Linked DNA regions of Homo sapiens: region 1 is linked to region 2. Evidence: chromatin loops called from intact Hi-C (ENCODE). Cell type or tissue: psoas muscle. All regions are shown on one strand. Links, peaks and the distances in the headings refer to the core of each region. The heading gives the core; the rest is flanking DNA.

The links. Peaks named below come from ENCODE experiments on the same cell type or tissue, not always from the same donor. Only the 100,000 strongest peaks of a DNase experiment are listed, where the experiment ranks them.
Region 1: it touches region 2 in a loop (3-fold over the local background); 47 of 110 quality-filtered maps call a loop at or near these places.

The regions. Positions count from the first base shown.
Region 1 is chr20:45,952,912-45,960,911 of GRCh38, reverse strand. It overlaps ZNF335 (zinc finger protein 335), which reads left to right. Exons shown (of 28, transcript NM_022095.4): 11 at 30-48; 12 at 180-296; 13 at 387-463; 14 at 544-704; 15 at 1,479-1,711; 16 at 2,984-3,077; 17 at 3,232-3,326; 18 at 6,964-7,223. Among named protein-coding and RNA genes, the nearest start is that of ZNF335, 15 kb to the left of the region's middle. In psoas muscle, for the core only: no CTCF peak of the experiment used is centred there; no DNase peak of the experiment used is centred there.
Region 2 is chr20:45,819,691-45,828,350 of GRCh38, reverse strand. It overlaps TNNC2 (troponin C2, fast skeletal type), which reads left to right and starts at 1,039. Exons shown (of 6, transcript NM_003279.3): 1 at 1,039-1,105; 2 at 3,517-3,568; 3 at 3,713-3,856; 4 at 3,945-4,059; 5 at 4,224-4,360; 6 at 4,972-5,137. The coding sequence starts at 1,103. The coding sequence ends at 5,003. RefSeq lists an enhancer at 7,144-7,791. In psoas muscle, for the core only: a CTCF peak has its summit at 3,940 (motif pointing left); DNase peaks (open chromatin) are centred at 900, 1,470, 1,810, 3,940 and 2 weaker places; H3K4me3 peaks cover 7,744 bases; H3K27ac peaks cover 8,000 bases.

The DNA.
Region 1 (8,000 bases), core at 1-8,000, 130 kb before region 2:
GGTCTAATTCCTCGGCCTTTTCCCCACAGGAAGAAGAGGCCAGATCCGGTGAGTCTGGCGTGCTGGCCTGGGAAGGGAACCTGCCCGGGGGTTGTTTATGGGGGTGAGGACAAGAGGGGAGGTTTTATCCTCCCTCCTCCACTTCTTTCTCCATCTGGCCCCTTCTTATGCCTTCCTAGACTCCAAAGCTGAGCTCTTTCCCCTGCCCTGTGTGTGGCCGTGTGTACCCCATGCAGAAAAGACTCACGCAGCACATGAAGACGCACAGCACTGAGAAGCCCCACATGTGTGACAAGGTGGGTGGGAGCCAGGGCTGGGGCTGAGAGGAGGGCCTCCCCTGGGTGATGGAGGGTGATCGCCATCTCACTGCTCTCCACCCCTCACAGTGTGGAAAGTCCTTTAAGAAGCGCTACACCTTCAAAATGCACCTGCTCACGCACATCCAGGCTGTTGCCAACCGCAGGTACATCCCCTTGGAGGCCCCTGGGGACGGGAGCAGTCCCCAGCTCATTACTGAGCTTCCCTCCCTCTAACCGCCTCCAGGTTCAAGTGTGAGTTCTGTGAGTTTGTTTGTGAAGACAAGAAGGCACTGCTGAACCACCAGTTGTCCCACGTCAGTGACAAGCCCTTCAAATGCAGCTTTTGTCCCTACCGCACCTTCCGAGAGGACTTCTTGCTGTCCCATGTGGCTGTCAAGCACACAGGTCAGGCTGGACACACCCCAGCCCCACTCACCAGCCCTCAGTGCCCTGTACCCCTGATCAGAGGCTTAGCTCCCATCCTCTTCCTTCCCCCTCGGTAGCCCCAGCCACAGAACAGCCCAAGTCCTTCAAGTGTAAAGAGAATTTCCCATAGGCGTATTCACCCTAACCTGAGCCTGGGTTCCTGCTTGGCTGGTTGTTCTCTGGATGGCTCTGGGCCGGTCGCTTGCCCTCTCCGAGCCTTCCATATTTATGAAATGGGGGAATCAGAGTGCCTGCCATATGGCTATGATGAAAGTAAGTTCCATTTGTTCCTTGAGCCTTGTGTGTGCTGGCACTGGGGCTGGAGAGGAGGCTCTTCCAGACCCTGCCTTGGCAGATGAAGCTGCAGAAGCAACGCCATTGGCTTGGCCCACAGAAGCTGCACTGCAAACATTGTTTCTTTGGTGCCTAGCTCCCTGGTCAGCACACTAGGGGCGATTACAGAAAAGGAGCCAGGGGTTCCCTTAGCCAGAGTCCTGTGATGACCCACAGGAGCTTGTAGTCACATGACTTTGCAAATAGGTAGGCACAGGAAGGCTCTTGAGTGCAGAGGGCGGCCCTGATTCATTTCTGTCCTGGGCCACCAGAATGGACAGTGGCATGTGTTTGCCTACATACGGGAATGAATCGCTGGAAGTCAGTCAGTTGGAGAGATCCTTAGGGTCAAGAAAGGATTCCTGGAGGGGGTAGGCTAGGGACGGGCAGACTTAAGCATGCCCCAACATGTGCCTCCAGGGGCCAAGCCCTTCGCCTGTGAGTACTGCCACTTCAGCACACGGCACAAGAAGAACCTGCGCCTGCACGTACGGTGCCGACACGCAAGCAGCTTCGAGGAATGGGGGAGGCGCCACCCTGAGGAGCCCCCCTCCCGCCGTCGCCCCTTCTTCTCTCTGCAGCAGATTGAGGAGCTGAAGCAGCAGCACAGTGCGGCCCCTGGACCACCTCCCAGTTCCCCAGGACCTCCTGAGGTAAGGTCGGGGCATGGGTCAGGATGACAGAGTGAGGCCGCTTCTCCCAGCCCCAGCATCATTTGCACATTGAGATGCAACAAAATAATCCCTGCCTCTTGAGACTGTGGTAAAAACTCACTGAGTCACACATATGCCAGCCCTAAGCTTAGAGTAAGGGTGGCTTTCTAGTGCTGGTAATAGAGAATGGAAACACCAGTAACTTAACTGTGATCATAGTTTTTATTCTCTCTTATACAAGAATTCCACAGGTCGGCAGTCTAGGGCTGGTGCGGTGATTATACAGTCGTAAGGGAATAAGTTCTCAGTATCTTTGCCCAGTCATCCCAGGCATATGACTTTCATCTTTGTAGTTGCCTCATGGTCCAGTATAGCTGCAGGAGCACCAGCCTTCCCAGCCACATCCCAGGCAGGAAGCAGGAGGAAGGGATGGGGGAGAGGCAAAAAGGATACCTACCATCTATCCATCATTCCTCATGAACTTCACCTGAAGATCGTTGCTTAGTCATGTGGCCACACTTTACCTAGCTGCAAGGGAGGCTGAGAAATGTCTTGGAGCTGGGTACATTGCCACCCTGGTGAAAATCAGAGTTCTGTTAGCAAGAGGGAAGAGGAGGATGGCCTCAGGATAGGTAGCTAGCAGTCTCTGCCACGTGAGCTGACACACTATCCCTGGAAAGATGGACCACATGACTTGCTGGTAGATCACAGGCCCTGGAATCACACAGTCATGGGTTCAAGCCCTCACCCTACTATGTATTAGGAGTGGGATTCTTGGCCAGCCACTTCACCTCTCTGAGCCTTAGTGGGTTCATCTGTAGCACTGAGCTCGTATATTTTGAAAACTGGTTATGGGCTGGGCATGGTGGCCCATGCCTGTAATCCCAGCACTTTGGGAGGCCGAGGTGGGTGGATCACTTGAAGTCAGGAGTTTGAAACCAGCCGACCAACATGGAGAAACCCCATCTCTACTAAAAATATAAAAATTAGCTGGGTGTGGTGGCGGCCACTTGTAATCCCAGCTATTCAGGAGGCTGAGACACAAGAATCACTTGAACCCAGGGGCAGAGGTTGTAGTGAGCCTAGATTGAGCCATTGTACTCCAGCCTGCATGACAGAGAGACTCCATCTCAAAAAAAAAAAAAGAAAAGTGGTTATGAAGATGAAACAAGCCAACAGATGTAAAACATCTGGCAGATCAGAGGTGCTTGGCAAATGGCACTTGAATCTGGGCTGGCCCCTCTCAGGCGTGGCCATATCTCCACCCCATAGATACCCCCAGAGGCGACAACTTTCCAGTCATCTGAGGCTCCCTCATTGCTCTGTTCTGACACCCTGGGCGGCGCCACCATCATCTACCAGCAAGGTGAGCTCTGTAGGAGGATAGGAGCTCATGGAGGGTAGGACCTCTGAGTTGGGCAGGGGCAGGTCGTGCTGGTGGGGGCTGGAAGATGGGGAGGGGGTGGTATTGGGTGCCAGTTTTCTAGCACTTTGTCAGGCTTAGGTCCCACCCCACCCAGGAGCTGAGGAGTCGACAGCGATGGCCACGCAGACAGCCTTGGATCTTCTGCTGAACATGAGTGCTCAGCGGGAACTGGGGGGCACAGCCCTGCAGGTGAGCTGCCTGGGAACCTGCTCCCCTTCCCAGCTACCGCAGGTACCCAGCCCTGCACTGGACACTGGGACTAGAGGAAAACAGTGTATCAGAGCTTCTCCGCCCTTGGGAGCTCCCAGGCAGTGGAGGAGACAGATCTGCTGAAGTCTGGTGGGCAAACAGAGAGGAACAGGCTTTGCCACGGAGGCCGCAGGGTATCCCGTCCATTCTCCAGAATCACTGGTGACCTCTGCCAGGTGGAGCAGTACACACTGCCCCTGCGGCATCTGGGGCCCTGTTCTTGTTTTGTCTTCCTCCCACCTCTGCAACCACCATGTGCCTGTGGGTGCCCCCACAGCTTGAACTAGCTTTTCCATCCACAAGAGCGCCCTCATTCCGGGACACCTCCTACAGCCTGCAGACCCCAGGGCTTCCTCTAGATCAGACCACTCTCTCGCGTTCCAGGGGTCTTGGTTCATGCACCTCCCCAAAGTTCAACACCTTTGCCCCTCCCTGCCCTCCCCGTTCACATCTGGCCTGGTCTCCAAGGCAGAGGGAAGTTTATTAGCCCCTCCTGTTTCCCAGCCTCATGAGAAGATGGAGAGTGTGTTTTTAAGATGATGAATTCCAGAAATCATAATAATTTAGTTCATGGCAGTTAGGGGTGTATAGAAGTTTTACATTTTTAGATAGGAAAATTTATCAGTCTTTTATAGTTTTCCCTTTGGTATCATCCCTAGAAAGACTCCCCCAACTTGTATCCCAAGGTTATAAAACATTCATTTATATTTTTTTCTTAGGGTTTTATTTTTTACACTTAAATCTTACTCCACCTGGAATTTATTTCTGGTGTATGCAGAAAGGTAGGGATCGATTTTTTTTTTTCCAGAAGTCATCCGACGTGGTATCTTCACCTGTGGTTTGAAGTGTCCTCCTCATATACTAGATTCCCAAATATGTAGGAGTCTGTTTCTAGACTTGAGTTCTGTTCTATTGATTTGTCTCCTGTTCCCATGCCAATCTCATGTGGTAGAGTTTTTCTGCTTACAAAAGCACATGCTTGTAAAAGAAACAAAATGGGCCTGGCGTGGTGGCTTATGCCTGTAATCCCAGCACTTTGGGACGCCAAGGTGGCTGGATCACCTGAGGTCAGGAGTTCGAGACCAGCCTGACCAACATGGAGAAACCCCATTGCTACTAAAAATACAAAATTAGCTGGGCGTGGTGGCACACGTCTGTAATCCCAGCCACTCGGGAGGCCGAGGCAGGAGAATCGCTTGAACCCAGGAGGCGGAGGTTACGGTGAGCCGAGATTGCGCCATTGCACTCCAGCCTGGCCAACGAGCAAAACTCCATCTAAAAAAAAAAAAAGAAAAAAAGAAAAAAATGAACATTAGGAAATGTTTCAGTAGAAGGTGAAAGTCCTTGGCATTTCTCCCCTCCCATCAGATACCCAGTAAATGGGTTCAGAAGAATTTCTTCAGGGATTTGTTCATGTTCATACCAACACCTAGACCTTTGTTCCTTAAAAAATGGGATCACATTATTGGCTGCTCCTCAGCGTCATCTTTTACCTAACAGCATGTGATGCACGGCCTGGCCAGCACCTGCAGTTACCCTTATTCTCCTAAGATCTCCATCTTGCATCTCTGTATCATTTGATCACATGGATGTTCTCAGCTATAGTTAGGCAGTCCTTTATTGGCTGGGTTCTTTCGTTTTATATTAATTCAAGCAGTGCTTCACTGTACATATATTTTCAGTGCTCATAAATTTTTTTTTTTTTTGAGATGGAGTCTCATTTTGTCACCCAGGCTGGAGTGCAGTGGCGTGATGTTGGCTCCCTGCAACCTCCGCCTCCTGGGTTCAAATGATTGTCCTACCTCGGCCTCCTGAGTTGCTGGGATTACAGGTGCACGTCACCACACCTGGCTACTTTTTTGTATTTTTAGTAGGGATAGGGTTTCACCATATTGGCCAGGCTAGTTTCGAACTCCTGACCTCAAGTGATCTGCCTGCCTTGGCCTCCCAAAGTGCCAGGATTACAGGTGTGAGCCACCGTACCCAGCCAACATCTTTGTAGTGTTTTTAAAAAGCCTCCTACAAGAAGAATTAGTGGGTCAGAGGGTATGGTGAGAAGCCTTGTAAAAAGATACGCCAGTATACGTGGCCACCAGTAGGGTATATTTCCCTGCATTCATGCCAATACACTGGGTATTATCAGTCTTTATAAATCTTTTTTTTTTTTTTTTTTTTGAGACAGAGTCTTGCTCTGTTGCCCAAGCTGGAGTGCAGTGGTGCGATCTCGGCTCACTGCAACCTCCGCCTCCCGGGTTCACACCATTCTGCCTCAGCCTCCCAAGTAGCTGGGACTACAGACACCCACCACCACGACTGGCTTCTTTTATTTTTTTATTTTTAGTAGAGATGGGGTTTCACCATGTTAAGCAGGATGGTCTCGATTTCCTGACCTCATGATCTGCCCGCCTCGGCCTTCCAGAGTGCTGGAATTACAGGCGTGAGCCACCACGCCCGGCCTCAGTCGTTATAAATCTTTACCAATCTCACACTTGTAATCCCAGCACTTTGGGAGGCCAAGGCAGGAGAATTGCTTGAGTCCAGGAGTTTGAGACCAGCCTGGACAACATGGTGAAACCCTGTCTCTTAAAAAATTAGCCGGGTGTGGCAATGCATGCCTGTAGTACCAGCTACTTGAGAGGCTGAGGTGGGAGGATCGCTTGAGCCCAGGAGGTTGAGGCTGCAGTGAGCTGTAATCGTACCACTGCACTCCAGCCTGAGCAATACCCAGTCTCAAAAAAAAAAAAAAAAAAAAAAAGTAATTGTATGACCGTAAATGAGGTTGAACTCCTCTCTGTATGTTCAGAGACCATTTTATTCCTTTCTAAAGTACCTGTTTGTGTCCTGTATTTGTTTTTCTATTGTTAGCTTTTAGTTATTGCTTTGCAGGAGCTCCATATATGAGGGAAGTCCACTTTTTATGAGTTGTGAAATATCCCCCAACCCCAATTTCTTTGTTTTTTGGCTTCATTTTATGGTTAATTTTGCTCTAGGTTTTATCTTTCTCTGTCATGATTAGAAAAATCTCCCTGTCCCAATTCTAAAATACTTACCTACGTTTTATTTTAATATATTTAGAGTTTTATTACATTTTAATCTTTAAACCATTTGAAGCCAACTGGAATAAGATGTACACTGGAGCTTTTTTCTAAGTGATTTGTCAGTTGTCCCCAGTATTTCTTGTCTGCAGCGCTGTTAGCATGTTGAGGCAGATACTATTGTGTGGTGGGGCGGTCCTGTGCATTATGGGGTGTTCAGCGGCATCCCTGGCCTCTCCCGACTATATGCCAGTACCATCCCCCTCCTGCTGTGATAAGAAATGTCTCCAGACGTTGCCAAATCTTTGTGGGGGGCACAACTGCTCTGCCCTATTCCTGTTGGTCTATTTCCAGTTGCTGAGTGGGATTTGGAAAGCCAGAGTATATTTTAGAAAGAACTTGGGCTATTCAAATGAGTGGTGGCAGCACTGGTCTGACTAGAGTGTGTGGGTGCATCTGGGACACTGAGATGGGGGAGGCGTCTTGCATACCCGCTCCTCTGCCACCAGTGCCTCCCATCCCGCCCCCTGGTGCCGTTGCAGGTGGCTGTGGTGAAGTCGGAAGATGTGGAAGCAGGGTTAGCATCCCCTGGTGGGCAGCCCTCCCCTGAAGGTGCCACTCCACAGGTGGTCACCCTCCACGTGGCAGAGCCAGGGGGCGGTGCAGCAGCCGAGAGCCAGCTAGGCCCTCCTGACCTACCGCAGATCACCCTGGCACCTGGTCCATTTGGTGGGACTGGCTACAGTGTCATCACAGCACCCCCTATGGAGGAGGGAACATCAGCTCCTGGCACACCTTACAGGTGAGACCTGCTGCCTGCAAGGCCCCTTTCAGCTTTTTGTAGGTGTGGTCGGTCGGTCCGATTTGGGCCCCACCCAAGCCTAGTTGGCAGGAGGCAAAAATCCCAATACACATCAAGTGATTAGTGGTGGAGTCTACCCTTCTCAGGAGGTCAAGAGCTACCATTTTTTAGCCACTTAGATATTCCAAGCACTTGGCACTCATGATGGGACCTAAGCCATTCCCATGAGACCCAGATTTCCCTTGTTTTACAAATGAGGAAATGGGCCAGGGAGGTTAAGTGACCAGCCTGAAACCACACATGCAGTAGGTGAGATTTGAACCCTGGTCCCTTTGGTTCCCATGCCCAAGTGCTCTTCTTGGGTGATCCCAGGTGTTCTTCAGTTCTGACACTCCGAGCAAGCTCAGGCCTCTTTACCAGCATTGAGGCCTGGCACCTGTACTTGGCTTCCCTACAGTGAATGAGCTTGGGCAGGCATGTTTATGTTCACCAAACTCTTAGGCCATCTGAGGAAGCCCTGAATCCAAGTGCCAAATTGTTGAGCTGAGCAGGGAGTCAGGATCCCCAGGCCCATGCCCTTGGCCAGCACCTGGGCGGCCAGTCTCAGCATTTGCTGTCTGCTCTTAGGCAGCAGGTCCTCGTTAGCCCTGCCTCCTCCACTAGCTCCTGGTGGTGGATTCACCGTTTGCTACTGGTTGGGTTAGACCCCTCTGCCTCACTGTGTGCCCCCCACCTCGCCATGTTTGCCGAGGACAAGAATTACCAGCTTTTGAGAAG
Region 2 (8,660 bases), core at 282-8,281:
GAATCATCAACATGGGTGGGCATGGTGCCTCATGACTGTAATTCTAGCACTTTGGGAAACCAAGGTGGAAGGATCCCCTGAGCCTAGGAGTTCGAGACCAGCCTGGGCAACATGGTGAAACCCCATCTCTATAAAAATACAAAAAAAAAAAAAGCCAGGGGTGGTGGTGCACCTCTAGTCCCAGCTACTCGGGAGGCTGAAGTGGGAGGATCACTTGAGCCCAGGAGATAGAGGCTGCAGTGAGCTATAATAGCACCACTGCACATCAGCCTTGGTGACAGAGTGAGTATAGACCTTTATAATTTACAAAGCTCTGCAGTCAAGTGGGGATAATCGTTGCTACCTCATAGGAGGAGCACTAGATGAGATCATGTTAAAATGCTTAGCACAGTGTGTGGCACGTCATGGGGTTCAGTAAACAGTGGCCTACCTGTCACTTTCTCCTCCTATCCCCTGCCCCTTACCATGGTTCAAAGACGGGACATTCCTCTTGCCAAGCACCAACGCTGTGTACCCAGCACAAGCTAGGTGACTTATACCCGGGTTCCCATTTACCATGGTCTCTCTGTGAGGGAGACCCCACAGACAGGTCCAATCCCACAGATGAAGAAATGGCTCAGAGAGGCACTGCTACCGGCCCAAGGTCACACAACTCGCAGAGGCTGGCCTTGGATCTTGGGTTTTGGACTTCAAGGCTTGTACTCTCCCCATTTTACCATGCTGCCTCACCCTTTACTACTCTGATCATCCTTACCATCTTGGAGCCAGTGTGCTTCCTCGGTCGGGGGGACTCCAAGGCAGTGGAACAGGGCAGGCCTTCCTCACAAGAATCTAGGACGTCAAGGCCTGCCACCTGCTTGGAGGCTTAAATTTCTCTGCAAGGGCCCTTGGCTAAATTAGGTAATGGGTTCAGACTGTGGGAGGGGTGGGACTCGCTGACCCCAGGATCTGATTGGGCAGGGTCTCCAGTGCTGGGGAGCAGGGAGGTGGGAGGGGAGGGTGCCCCTACAAATCCCGGGGGCTAGAGCAGGCCAGGTCATCTTTGGGTGGTGGAGTGCAAAGGAGGCGACCTGCAACAGAGGAGTCCCGGTCACCAGCAACCATGGTAAGGACAAGAGGGGACTTTGTGCCTTTACTCACGGGAGCACTCTGGACCCCTTTCAGGCCAGGCCTGGGTGCTCTGTGGGGCAGTAACTTGGATGTTTGAGGTTGGAGCATGGAGGTTCCTGGAACCCAGGTGTCTTGGAGGAAGGCCTTTGACTTTTCTTGAAAGGGGAGGGCTGGGATATTCCAGAGATTGATCCTTAAGGCTTGCTGACTGCCTACTCACTTCTGGAAACTTCCAGCAGTGTCATTCATAGACCTGTGAAGAGCTCTTAGCTTGTTTCCTTCACACAGTGGGGACTCTGAGGGGTCAGAGTGAGTCACCCAGCAGGCCAGTGGCAGGGGTGAGCCAGAAGCCTGGCCAAACCCTCCTATCATCATGGAGAGAAGAAAGCCTCCTCCAGAAGACGGGAGGCCGGCAGGGCGTGGGGCCTGCTCAGATGCAGGGCTCTGGGAGCCCTGAGGATGATGGGAAGGGGCAGAAGATGACAGACCAGAGTTAGAGAGACTCCGCTCTCCTAGAGAGGGCTTCTGATTTGGAGCTGTTGTTTTGGTCTGAGATCCCCCTCCCCACTTCACTTCAAGGAGTAACTAGATCCCAGAGGCCAGCTGCTGTTGCCCATGCCTGACTAAAAATAGCCTGCCCTCCTGGCATAGGGAAAGAGGAGGAGAGGAAGGAGGGGGAGAAGGAGGAGCACTGGTGGCCAGCTGGCTGAAGAGCTCCTTGGAAGCCTCACCCTGTCCTCACTGCCAGCCTCAATCCAAAGCCTCTGACCCAGATGGCCTGGCTTGGATATGACGTGGAAACCCCTGCAGAAATCTCACTTTCATGTCAAGGCCTCCATCACATTCGGCCCCCCATGAGGGGCCTTTTCTCCAATGACTGAATCCTAAGAAGGAAGCTGACAGCCTCCGACTCTGCCAGTTCTCTGAGGGGCGGGATGATGTGTCTTTTATCTCTTCTTTGTGGTTCCAGTGCCTGATCTGTGGCCTGACATGCAGCAAGTACTCAATAACTTTGTGTTGCATTATTATTTATTTGAGAACAAACATTTTATTGAGCAACTATTAAAGTACCGGGCACCATTAGGAGCTGCAGAAAACTGGAAAATAGTGCTGGAATGGTGCTAGCCCTTTACAAAGCCCTTTCACACCCCTGATATCTCATCCCTGAAAAGCTACAGAGAAAAGATGAAGGCACGCTAATTGACGTGCCTAAGGTCACTGGGGGGTGGGGGGGGTTCCCGACTTGGCCTTCAATTGACAAGTGAGAAGGCCTTGGGCTTAACTTGTTGTCTCCTCTCTTTTGCTCAAAACTGGGGTCACAGGCTGCGCGCGGTGGCTCACGCCTGTAATCCCATCACTTTGGGAAGCTGAGGCAGGCAGATCGCCTAAGGTAGGGGGTTCGAGACCAGCCTGACCAACATGGAGAAACCTCATCTCTACTAAAAATACAAAATTAGCCGGGCGTTGTGGTGCATGCCTGTAATCCCAGCTACTCGGGAGGCTGAGGGAGAAGAATCGCTTGAACCCCGGAGGTGGGGGTTGCGGTTGTGGCGAGCTGAGATCGTGCCATTACACTGCAGCCTAGGCAACAAGAGCAAAACTCCGTCTCAAAACAAAACAAAACAAACAAACAAAAAAAACTGGGGTCAGGCCGGGCATGGTGGCTCACGCCTGTAATCCCAGCACTTTGGGAAGCCGAGGTGGGCGGATCACCTGATGTGAGGAGTTCAAGACCAGCCTGGCCAACATGGTAAAACCTCGTCTCTACTAAAAATACAAAAATTAGCTGGGCGTGTTGGCGCATGCCTGTAATCCCAGCTACTCGAGAGGCTGAGGGAGGAGAATCGCTTGAACCCAGGAGGTGGAGGTTGCAGTGAGCCGAGATCACGCCATTGCACTCCAGCCTGGGCGACAGGGCGAGACTGTCACAAAAACAAAAAGCAAAAACAAAAACTGGGGTCAGAAGCTGGGCACAGTGGCTCAAGCCTGTAATCCTAGCACTTTGGGAGGCCGAGGTGGCAGGATCACTTGAACCCAGGAGTTCAAAACCAGCCTGGGTAATATAGTGGGACCCCATCTCTACAAAAAATTTTAAAAATTAGGCGTGGTGTATGCTATAGTCCCAGCTACTCAGGAGGCTGAAGTGGGACGATTGCTTGAGCCCAGGAGGTTGAGGCTGCAGTGAGCTATGATCACACTACTGCACTCCAGCATGTGTGACAGAACGAGACAAAACAAAACTGTGATTGGGTGCTGTGCGGGCACACAATTATGTGACAAGTTTGAAGTTGTTCTTCTGGAGAACCAAGGGCGCTGACAGAGTGGGGGTTGGGAAGAATGGCTTTGAGGTGAGGAACTGCTCTGGGGCTGCCTCTTCAGCTCAGACTTTCTCTGTGTCTCCTGCAGACGGACCAGCAGGCTGAGGCCAGGTCCTACCTCAGCGAAGAGATGATCGCTGGTGAGTGAGGCGCGGCAGGCTGGGGGCTGGGTGGATGTATGCTGGGGACATGTTGGCCTCTAGGCAGGGTGGGGGTTGGGGGGGGGTAGGTGTGAGGCTGACAGTCCAGCAGGCCTCACCTCTGCCCTCTGCCCTCCCTCGCAGAGTTCAAGGCTGCCTTTGACATGTTTGATGCTGATGGTGGTGGGGACATCAGCGTCAAGGAGTTGGGCACGGTGATGAGGATGCTGGGCCAGACACCCACCAAGGAGGAGCTGGACGCCATCATCGAGGAGGTGGATGAGGACGGTGAGCGGGTGTCCCTCGGAGGCAGGGGATGGTGGGGAGAGGCGGCAGCGGCTGGGCTCAGGCTCAGTCTGCCACCTGCTGCCCGCAGGCAGCGGCACCATCGACTTCGAGGAGTTCTTGGTCATGATGGTGCGCCAGATGAAAGAGGACGCGAAAGGGAAGAGCGAGGAGGAGCTGGCCGAGTGCTTCCGCATCTTCGACAGGTGCGCTGGGGGCCCGGGAGCCGAGGGAGGGGCTTAGCAGTCAGAACCCGGCCGGCAGCGCTGGAAGCTTCCCCGTGTTGGGAGTGCGGAAGCGGGGCGTCGAGTGTGGTGGCCAGGGCAGCTCGCCCCGGCCCTGAGCCCTGCCCTGTCCCTCGGACCTGAAGGAATGCAGACGGCTACATCGACCCGGAGGAGCTGGCTGAGATTTTCAGGGCCTCCGGGGAGCACGTGACGGACGAGGAGATCGAATCTCTGATGAAAGACGGCGACAAGAACAACGACGGCCGCATTGACTTCGACGGTGAGGGCCAACGGGAGCTTGGGAAGAGCGGGTGGGAGCCCCAGAGGACGGCGGGCACTGGTGCCTGGCTCCGGTGCAGTGTCCTTGGCCTTGTGGGCTGGGCTGGGCGTAACTTCACCAAGTTCCCCATAGTCTCCTGGGGGCAGGTATAGAAGCGCTCCACGACTCTGTGCAGTTTATCAATTAATGACCAGGCAGGGGGGCGTGGTGGCTCAGGACTGTAAAATCCTAGAACTTTGGGAGGATGAGGTGGGAGGATTGCTTGAGGCCAAGAGTTCGAGACCAGCCTGGGCAACATAGTGAGACCCTGTCTTTACAAAAAATAAAATAAAATAAAAAGGCAGGTGTGGTGGCACACCTGTGGTCCCAGTTGCTCCGGGGGCTGAGGTAAGAGGATCGCTTGAGCCTAGGAGATCAAGGCTGCAATGAGTTATGATTGTGCCACTGCACTCTAGCCTGGGTGACAGACCTTGGCGACCTTGGCAACAGAGTGAGACTCTGTCTCAACAAAAACAAAAACAAAAAGTCATCCCCTCTGTGTGGCTGGAGCCCTGGCCTGGCCTCTGCGTCCCCAGTGGGACCCCTGACCCTCTCCCTCTCCTTTCCCTCAGAGTTCCTGAAGATGATGGAGGGCGTGCAGTAAGGAGTGGACAGTCGCCTCTACCAAGATCGCGTGTCCCTAGGGTGTGGGAGACTCCGCCCTGCCGGGTCCCCACCAGGGAGGCGCGACCCCTTGTGGGTCTTTGTCTGGAAGGAATAAAAGCAAATGTTCCAAAACTCGTGGCCTGAATGAGGGGAGAGCCGAGGACAGCAGGTCGCAAGGGCTGTGGTCCAGGGCGCCATCCCGGCTGGCACCACCCGGAGCACCCTTGGGGATCCCCGGGAGAGGCTGTCTGAGCGGCGGGATGTGGAAGGGAGCTGGGCCCTGGAGCCCGAGGCGGCGGCTGCGAGTGCTCGATGGCGCTGACTCGCTCTGCAGGTTTGCAGCCGGCTCCTGACAGCTGGCGCTGGGCGTGCACAGCTTGGCGGACAGGCAGTGGTGGCTCCAGGAGGCTGCAGGGGCTTGGAGTTGAGTCAGGGTGAGCCGGCGGACTGCGGAGGGGTCCTGAGACGGCAGGTAGGGTGAGGGGGTGGGAGAGGCTAGAACCCTGGGGAGCCGGGAAGCTCCCTCACTTCCCCACCATCCTTTTCTGGAACGTTTGCGTCTTAGATGTTGTCGTAGCTGCCACCTTCTGCAGGCTCCCTAGCTGGGGAGAGGGGAAGTAGGTGCCCATCCATGCCAGGCAGCATTGTTTCTGCTCGACCTTTTACTTCTTCTGTTCTTCCAAGTGCTTACTCCTCAAATTGTACTGGTGGTTGTAGGGGAGGGTGGAGGCACCCACTAAGGAGATTCTGATCTCATCATTTGACCCCAGATCCCTGCCTCCACCTGGTCTCTGCCAGTGCGCTCTACAGAGGGCCATCAGCAGCAGCGAGCTAAAATATCTGACTTGGCCACTGCCCTGTTGAAAGTAGTTCAAGGCTCCTCACTGCTTCTACAATGAGATCCAAATTCCTTCCCTCCCTCCCTCCCTCCCTCTCTTTCTTCCCATAGTCCTCACAGGGCTGCAGCCACACTGGGCAATGTATTCCTGATATGGACCTGGGGTGCATTTTCAAGCCCTTGGTACTTTGCACATGCTGTTTGCCCTCCCTGGAATGCCCTTGTCCTTCTTATAAGCTGGCAGATTCTTCAACCTACAAGACCCAGCTCAACTACCATCTCCTCCCTTGAACCTTGCCCTCACTGGCTATTTGCTGCCATAGCAATTCGTATACAACAGGTATCAGATGGCAGCTAATTAAGTGTAGGGGTAGTTTAGCTTTAGAGACAGAATGCCTGTGTGTGAGTGCTCACTGCCTGTGACAAGCTAAACCACTCTGTGCCACAGTTTCCTCATCTGTAAAATGGGGATAGTGATAGTAAACACGGGGTTGTGAGAAGAAGTTAGTGTGTGCAAAGTGCTTACAGCAGTGCCTGGCACATAGCAAGCATTTTTTTTTTTAACAGAGTTTCGCTCTTGTCATCCAGGCTGGAGTGCAGTGGCGCGATCTCAGCTCACTGCAACCTCCGCCTCCTGGGTTCGAGCAATTCTTCTGCCTCAGCCTCCTGAGTAGCTGGGATTACCGGTGTCCACCACCATGCCTGGCTAATTTTTGTATTTTTAGTAGAGACCAGGTTTCGCCATGTTGGCCAGGCTGGTCTTGAACTCCTGATCTCAGGTGATCCGCCTGCCTCAGCCTCCCAAAGTGCTGGGATTACAGGCATGAGCCACCACATCTGGCCTTCTGTTTTGTTTTTTAAATGAGACAGGGTCTCGCTCTGTTGCCCAGGCTGGAGTGCAGTAGGTGATCACAGCTCACTGTAGCCTTGACCTCCCGGGCTCAAGCAATCCTCCTGTCTCAGCCTCCCGAGTAGCTGGGACTATAAATGGGTGACCCCTCCCCACTAGTTTTTGTTATTTTTAGCAGAGATGGGGTCTCACTATGTTGCCCAGGCTGGTCTCAAACTCTTGAGCTCAAAGAATCCTCTCACCTTGGCCTCCCAAAGTGTTGGGATTATAGGCATGAGCCATCGTGCCCAGCCTCTATTGTCACCTTACTCATTGCTTTAGTTCTTCCTCTCCATCTGTCTTTTTCTCTTCCTCTTTTGTCCTATTCATGTTTTTCTGTTTTTATTTCCAGCCAGGATCAGTGCTGGGGTTTGGTAATCATTACTATTTACTGAGTGCCTACTGTATACTATGTCTTACAGACATTGTCTCATTCACTCACATAACATCCCTAGAGGCAGATGTTGTTATCTCCATTTTACAGTTGGAAAACTAAGGCCTAGGGAGGTGAAGTACACAGGCACCCAGATAATAACCTAGGTAGTATCGCCATGTGCTATGTGGTGTGCACGGGAACAAGGCTCTTAATTCTGATGCCATCTACCTGTTATTGGTTCTACCTGGATGTCTTTTTTTTTTTTTTTTTGAAATATATACATATTTTAAAATAGAGATGGAGGCTGGGTGCTGTGGCTCATGCCTGTAATCCCAGCACTTTGGAAGCCGAGGCAGGCGGATCACTTGAGGCCAGGAGTTTGAGACCAGCCTGGCCAACATGGAAAAACCTCCTCTGTACTAAGAATGTAAAAATTAGCCAGACACATGCCTGTAATCTTAGCTACTTGGGAGGCTGAGGCAGGAGAATCGCTGGAACCCAAGAGGTGGAAGTTGCAGTGAGCCAAGATTGCGCCACTGCACTCCAGCTTGGGTGACAGAGTGAGACTCTGTCTTAAAAAATAACATAAGCCAGGCGTGGTGGCTCATGCCTGTAAACTTAGCACTTTGGGAGGCCAAAGCGGGTGGATCACCTGAGGTCGGGAGTTTGAGACCAGCCTGACCAACATGGAGAAACCCCGTCTCTACCAAAAATACAAAATTAGCCAGGTGTGGTGGCACATGTCTGTAATTCCAGCTACTTGGGAGGCTGAGGCAGGAGAATCGCTTGAATGCGGGAGCCAGAGGTTGCAGTGAGCAGAGATCGTAGCATTGCACTCTAGCCTGGGCAACAAGAGTGAAACTCCGTCTCAAAAAATAAATTTAAAAAAAAAAAATCTGATCACGTCACTGCCCTGCTCAAGGCTTCATTAGCTGGCTGTTGCCTCAAGATAAAGTCCAAGTTTTTTTTTTTTTTTTTTTTAAGGACTGAATCTCCCTATCACACAGGCTGAAGTGCAGTGGCACAATTATAGCTCACTGCAGCCTCGAACTCCTAGGTGCAAGTGATCCTCCCTTCTCAGCCCCTAGTTATTTTATTTTTTGTAGAGATGGAGTCTCACTTTGTTACCAAGGCTAGCCCAAGTACCTTAATATGGCCTTCCAGCCTATCATGACCTGACATCTATGCGACTTCCCCATCCTGTATTATTTTTTTTTTTTGAGACAGAGTTTTGTGCTTGTCAGCCAGGCTGGAGAGCAGTGGCGTGATCTCGGCTCACTGCAACCCCCGCCTCCCGAGTTCAAGCGATTCTCCTACCTCAGCCTCCTGAGTAGTTGAGACTACAGGTGCCTGCCACCATGCCCGGCTAATTTTTATATTTTTAGTAGAGATGGGGTTTCATCATGTTGGTCAGGGTGGTCTTGAATTCCTGAGCTCAGGTGATCTGCCCGCCTTAGCCTTGCAAAGTGCTGGGATTATAAGCGTGAGCCACCACGCCTAGCTCTGTATTCCTCTCCTTACATACTCCTGAACTTCTTGCTATCCAAGGAAT